Regions from separate parts of the Mus musculus genome. Here region 1 is linked to region 2. The links are chromatin loops, found by intact Hi-C in ENCODE. Cell type or tissue: heart. All regions are shown on one strand. Links, peaks and the distances in the headings refer to the core of each region. The heading gives the core; the rest is flanking DNA.

Evidence for each region. A loop is a pair of places that touch in the nucleus more often than their neighbours do. Peaks named below come from ENCODE experiments on the same cell type or tissue, not always from the same donor. Only the 100,000 strongest peaks of a DNase experiment are listed, where the experiment ranks them.
Region 1: it touches region 2 in a loop (1.9-fold over the local background); 3 of 42 quality-filtered maps call a loop at or near these places.

Annotation. Positions count from the first base shown.
Region 1 is chr11:109,791,079-109,793,988 of GRCm38, forward strand. It overlaps 1700012B07Rik (RIKEN cDNA 1700012B07 gene), which reads right to left. Exons shown (of 5, transcript NM_027038.1): 5 at 483-716. The coding sequence ends at 489. Among named protein-coding and RNA genes, the nearest start is that of Gm11683, 4.6 kb to the right of the region's middle. In heart, for the core only: no CTCF peak of the experiment used is centred there; no DNase peak of the experiment used is centred there.
Region 2 is chr11:109,720,167-109,723,076 of GRCm38, forward strand. It overlaps Fam20a (family with sequence similarity 20, member A), which reads right to left and starts at 2,072. Exons shown (of 11, transcript NM_153782.2): 1 at 1,146-2,072. The coding sequence starts at 1,549. In heart, for the core only: CTCF peaks have their summits at 1,444 and 2,005; DNase peaks (open chromatin) are centred at 1,075 and 1,805; H3K4me3 peaks cover 1,687 bases; H3K27ac peaks cover 1,256 bases.

The sequences.
Region 1 (2,910 bases), core at 265-2,764, 71 kb after region 2:
AGATGAGCCACCCCATTCCAGCAAAGGAGGAATTTTCTTTGAGCTGGGAGTCTCTCTCTCTCTCTCTCTCTCTCTCTCTCTCTCTCTCTCTCTCTCTCTCTCTCTCCTCTTTTTCTCTCCTTTCTCCTCTCTTCTCTCAATCTGTCTCTCTCTCCCACCCCAACCCCCACTCTGATCAGCCGCATTGTGAGGAACTAAACCCAAGATGCTCATATAATATCCCAGGAGTAGCGAGTGAGCAATGTTGGACTTCTGGTGCAGAGTGGCAGCCTTATCCTAATAATTTTTCAGGCTTCTGAGGAACGTGTCTGGTTGTGCCTCTTACACTTCCTAATGGTTCAGCCCATGCCAGAGCATAATATGGTCATTTCTTAGATCATATAAATGTGGTCATATGTGAGGCTGGCTCAACGGTCTCGGATCCCTGGACGTTTTCAGTTTTTACGTCAGATCTTGCAGTGAGGGACCACCATACAAGTTTTGCAATTTCATTTCATGTCGTTATATTTCATTGTTTTAACTATTGGGGGGAATAAAGGCTTTTTAATGTGGCTCACTGGCTTGTCCTTCTCATGATGGCCATCATCGTTTCCCAATGTCAGCTCTGGAGACAGGGGTGAATCCTGGAGGTTCATGTCACCGAGGGATGAAGGGTTTATTCTCCGCCTGTGAGAACTCATGGGCAAGTCTCTGGGCAGCACCAGCCTTCGCATCTCCTGTGAAGCAGGGAAGACTTGTGGTGAGAAGGGGCATGGAGGTGGAGAATACCTGTTGATATCTCCAAAGGGAGCTGTGCCTGGCTACACCTTCCCAGGCTCAACCCCTGGCTTCCCTATGGAATGCTAACAGATGAAGACAAGCAGCGGTGTTTTTCTAGCTTTAGGCCCTGTGTACAGAGTGTGCATGATACGTGACAATTGGACAGAGTGCGTGAGAATTAAGTGTTAGCAGAGTCTTCAGTGCACAACCTGGGTGGTAGTTTGAATGAGAACTCCCCCCCCCCCCAGTGATGCTGTTTGGAGAGCTTTGCTGGAGGAAGTACTGGGGGAGGGGGGAAGTGGCCTCCCTCCACTTCCTGTTCTGCCCTTCTGCTTCCTGTGCATAGAAATACATCACCAGCTGGTTTCCTGTTGTCATATGCTGCAGGATCCCCACCATCATGGACTCCATCCCTCTGGAGTCATAAGCCTGAATAAACCCTTCCTGCCTGCCATCATTTCTTGTTTTATCACATTAACAGAAAAGTCACTACTGCAACATGACATGAGTTAATAACTTAGCACATGGGAGATAGTCTCTTCCCATAGAGGAGGCATCCATTTGTAGGGGTTTGTTCTGCAGCAACACCACATGCTGATATAAATGGCTCTTAGCTCCTTCTGTGTAATCAGTTTATGCATCTTCTCATTAACCACGTATCATGACTGCATGACTTTGGTTCACGGCGTTTGTTCCTGGGGTTCCGGGAAGAACAGAGGCTTCTTGGGGGTGGGGTTTGGATCCCGTTCTCGTGTTTGGGCCTGGACAGAAGCACAGTGTCTGAAGAATATTGGTCAGTGGACAGAAGATGAAATGTGGCTAGTTTCTAGAAAGGTCAGAGAGTGGTAATTTTCAAATTCAACTTCACATGGGAATGTGGTTAATACGACAAACCATCTGGTTTGCTCCGGTCCAAAGGAGCTGAGATATTCGCTTTTAGAATGAGGACCTCGGAGTCTTCTGAGACTCAAGATTCCATGTGCTAAAAGTTGGAAACTGCAGGGACAAATGTCAAAGTCACTCTTGGCAAGCTAAGGATGCGCTGGTGACTTCATGTGCGGAGCTTGAAGACCTGCAGATGTGATGTCTGGGATCCAACCCCAAGCCTCTCATCTAACTGTTCCGAGGAAGGCTTAGACATTATTAATATATCTGATTTCCTGGCTGATCCTGATGTTCAGTAAGCATTAGTACAGATGTGTTACAAGCAGGATCCAGCACACGTTGGAGGGCTGTGACTAGCTGCAGTTGGCATGCTGTCTCTTCTGTGCTCAGGGTTCTAGTTGTTTAACCCTGTTAGTTACCCTCCTAGTGGGTAATTTTCTGTGGGTGCCATCGCAGAAGCAAGGCTGGGACGTGGTTGACTGGGTAATAAGGCACAAAGGCAGTATACAGAATAATTCAGGAAGGCAATTCCAAGCTCCCGCCTGCCAAAAAACCCACCACATAATTGGAATCACAAAAGCTTGGGATCCACACTGTGTGTGTGTGTGTGTGTGTGTGTGTGTGTGTGTGCACATATGTGCACATTCATGGGTACATGGAAGCCAGAAGAGGGTGGTGGATGTCCTGATCTATCATTCCTTGTATTATTCTCTTGAGCCAAGGTCTCTCACTGAACCCATAGTTAGACGACATCCACTAAGCCCCAGGGATCCTCCAAGGTCTGCCCCTTGTCACCCATAGAGCTACAATTGCAGGTATGCACGGAGCCACGTCCAGCTTTTTTATGTAGATGTTTGGGGATTTGAACTCAGGCCCGTATTGCTTGAACAGCCCATTAAGTCATTGTCATAGCCCCAGGAGTCTACATTTTTACACAGTCTGTCCAAGTAATGCTGAGGCACACTCAGATTTTCAGACCGCAAGTATACCAACTGCTTCTCCTTTCCAGTATAGCTCTTCCTGTGGAATTGCCTCATTTCTGAACATCACAGCTGTAGCCATCCCCTGAACTCCTCCCACACGTCACTGTCCCATATGATAGGAGAGACTACTTATGGTGGCAGATGGGAGGACAAGTCTCAGCACTTTACCCCCTCCTTTTCTGTGAGCTGGCAGTGAGTGAAAGCAACAGAAGTATATTCCTCTGTAGATAATGAGTCCGGAGAATAGATGCTTGCCAATCTAAGATACTGAGTTAGGGGTTAG
Region 2 (2,910 bases), core at 225-2,724:
AATTCACTGTAGCAATTTCAGCCAATAAGTTTCAACTTCTTTCTCTCCATTTGCTGAAGTTATCTGCACACACACCCCCTCCCCGCTCCAAGGTTTAGTCCCACCAATTAATGAGAAAACAGTTAAATTGGGCTAGCAACAGAGTTTCAACTGAGATTTATGGCTTTCTCATCTTCCAGAGAGACTCCAAAACCACCCCTGACACCTCACTCTGAAATCTCTGTATTAACAGATGGGTGTGTCAGGAACACGGAACCCTGGATTCAAGTGACCAACAAGCTCTAGACTTTGAAAGAGCCCTTAATTCATATGAAGGCTTTCTGCTCTAGGCTGGGGGACCTCCCAACAGCCTCTACCTCAACATCGCCAACACACTCTTGTTAAAACAAATTTATCCTAGATACGTTATCCAACATGCCCTTGTGAAAACACTCTTAGATTTATCCTAAATACTTTAATATTTAACTCCAATTTTTGCTTTCAGATTACAAAATTCCTAGGCCTCCAGCCCCCGAACCCCGAACCCCGAACCCCTTTCTCTCCAGTAGCCTCAGCCCAAATCATCACAATAATAAAAGATGATAAATTGCCTTCAGTTTGGAACATTGCCTAAACACCCGACAGGCCCTGTTTAATGAGCAACAGGGATTGGCCGTATCAGAGTTTGCTCCAGCTGACCTCTTTGGTCTCCAACCCTGAGCAGAGGGACAGGGACGGGGGGGGGGGGGGGGGGGGAAACTGGGTCTTTGGGATATGACAGTCAGATCTGACCAAAGAGCAGAGCTGAGTGTCGCCAGCCCTGCTCTCTGTTTGCAAAGTTCATTCTGGAAAACAGCAGGCCCAGAGCAGCTGTCCACAGCAGGACAGCGCGAAAGAGGCCCGAGAAAGCATTGGGACCAGGAAACTGACTGGCTAGAGAACCCAGGAACTCGAGGGGAGTGGCTGGGAGCATTTCTTTGCTGTTGCTCAGAAATCTAAGGCCTGCTACAGCTGGTGGGCGTCCAGATGGGGATCGAAGCCTAGTGCCAGGCTGTGACGGCAGAGTGAAGTTCCCACAGCCCAGGGTGGGAGTGGACATGGGTAGCCAGGACCTGGAGGGTCATGCTAGGGAGTCCGGTGCTGGGGTTCCTCGGAAGGGTTCTCACCTGTTCCAGCGGGCCACCTTCCTCCGGTAATACCGCAGCGCCTCCTGGCTGGCCAGGAGCCAGTCTTCGGGTCCCAGGAGAGGCGGATCCTCCAGGACTTGGTAGAGCGAGTGGGCGAAGAGGGCCTGCAGCTTAGAGCGCGGGGCAGGGTGGCCGCGGCTGGGATGCTCAACCCGGGGCAAAGCTCCTGAAAAGTTGTGCGAGGCTGTGCCAAGGTCTCGGGAGGCTGCGGCTGAGTGTAGAGACGCGGAGGGGGCGCGGCCAGAGCACGGGCAGGCGGCGGGGCGCTCGCCCGGCCGGAGCTGGCGCTGCACTTGCGGCCAGAGGTGGAAGTAGAGGTCGGCGGAGAAGAGCGCGCCCAGGAGCAGCAGGGCCAGCAGGCGGTCCCTGCGCAGCCCGGGCATGGCCCAAGCGGACACCCGGGAAACACTTGGGGTGCAGACGGAAGAAGCTCCTGGAGTCCGGAGGAGGCTGGAATGCTCACACAGGGGATTAGCTCTTCCTGGAAGGGTGTCTTCCCTGAACTTGGGGACCGCGTGCAGGAAGCTCACAGTGTTGACAGCGTCGTCTTTTCTTGCCCAGTAGAGAGGCAGGGTTGGGGTTCCCTGGCTACCCGGTTGTTATTTGAGTCTCTTTGCCCTGTGACCCCCTCTGCCAGGGACCGCTCAGGTGGGGAGGTCCCGTGGAGGAGTGCTGGCTCTGGTGGCCGTGTAGAGGGCGATCACTGGAGGGAGCGCAAAGGAGCTCTCGCCCCCTAGGAGGAGGCTGGAGAGACTGCGTAGCCCGGGGCGTCTCTTCCAAGGATGCTGTCTCTCCGCAGCTGCTGAGACAGATCCAGCGGCTCCTCCTGCAGGCGGCAGGGACTCCTGTGCCCCGGGCTGGCAGGAGCGGAGGGAACGCAGAGTTGACAAAGCAGGGGCGACTCAGGGCGAGCTTGTCTTTGCGCCTAGACTCCTAGAGGCAGAGGTAACGCGGAGCCTCCCCGCTGCCTGGATTGGCCTGGCGCCCGCACCTCCGCCCACTCTTAGCTGGCACCTGCCTCTGGCATAGCTTGCCAGCCAAACTCCCAATCCCTTTGCTGCCGGCTCTGCCCTTCCACCTTGTCATCAATCCTCTCCTCCGGCTCCTCCTCTTTGTCCCCACTTTCCTTGCTCAGGGCTCTTCATACACATCCTGGTGAGCCCAAGAGAGGTGGACTTGAGCCTTTCATTTCCATTTTTAGGGTTTTTTTTTTTGGGGGGGGACAATGCAAACCCTTAAAAGCCTTTCTTCTGTAAGCTTTGCCAGATGTGTGTCTGGGGGTTTGGATTTCATTTCTCAGCATACTCGCTGCAGGGCATAAACTGGATTCATAGCAACCAGCACATAGTAGGCACTTGCTCTGAAGATACTCACGTGGTGCACAAAAATAGCTTGCCCTTTAAAAAATAAGAGCCCCTCCCACTCCCCTTAACCTAGAACCTGGGTGATTTCCTGTTTGGATGGAGTTTGACTCCAAATCTTCCAGTACTTTGAAAAGAGGAAATGGCAGGGAGGGAGGGGCCCCAAATGACCCCACTCCGAACTCTTGAATGTAGCTTGGTGTGAAAGTAGTCCACCCAAATGAATCACTGGAGGACCCGCTTACTTAGGCTTTCTCCTGATATCCTGTGAGGTCATTTACACTTCTCCACCCCGTGTTCCTTCCTTCTGAGGATCAGGGGAGGGCAGCCCTGAAACCTTGGCTTTCTCTGTTTTATAATTTGGGAGCATAGTAAATGCGAGT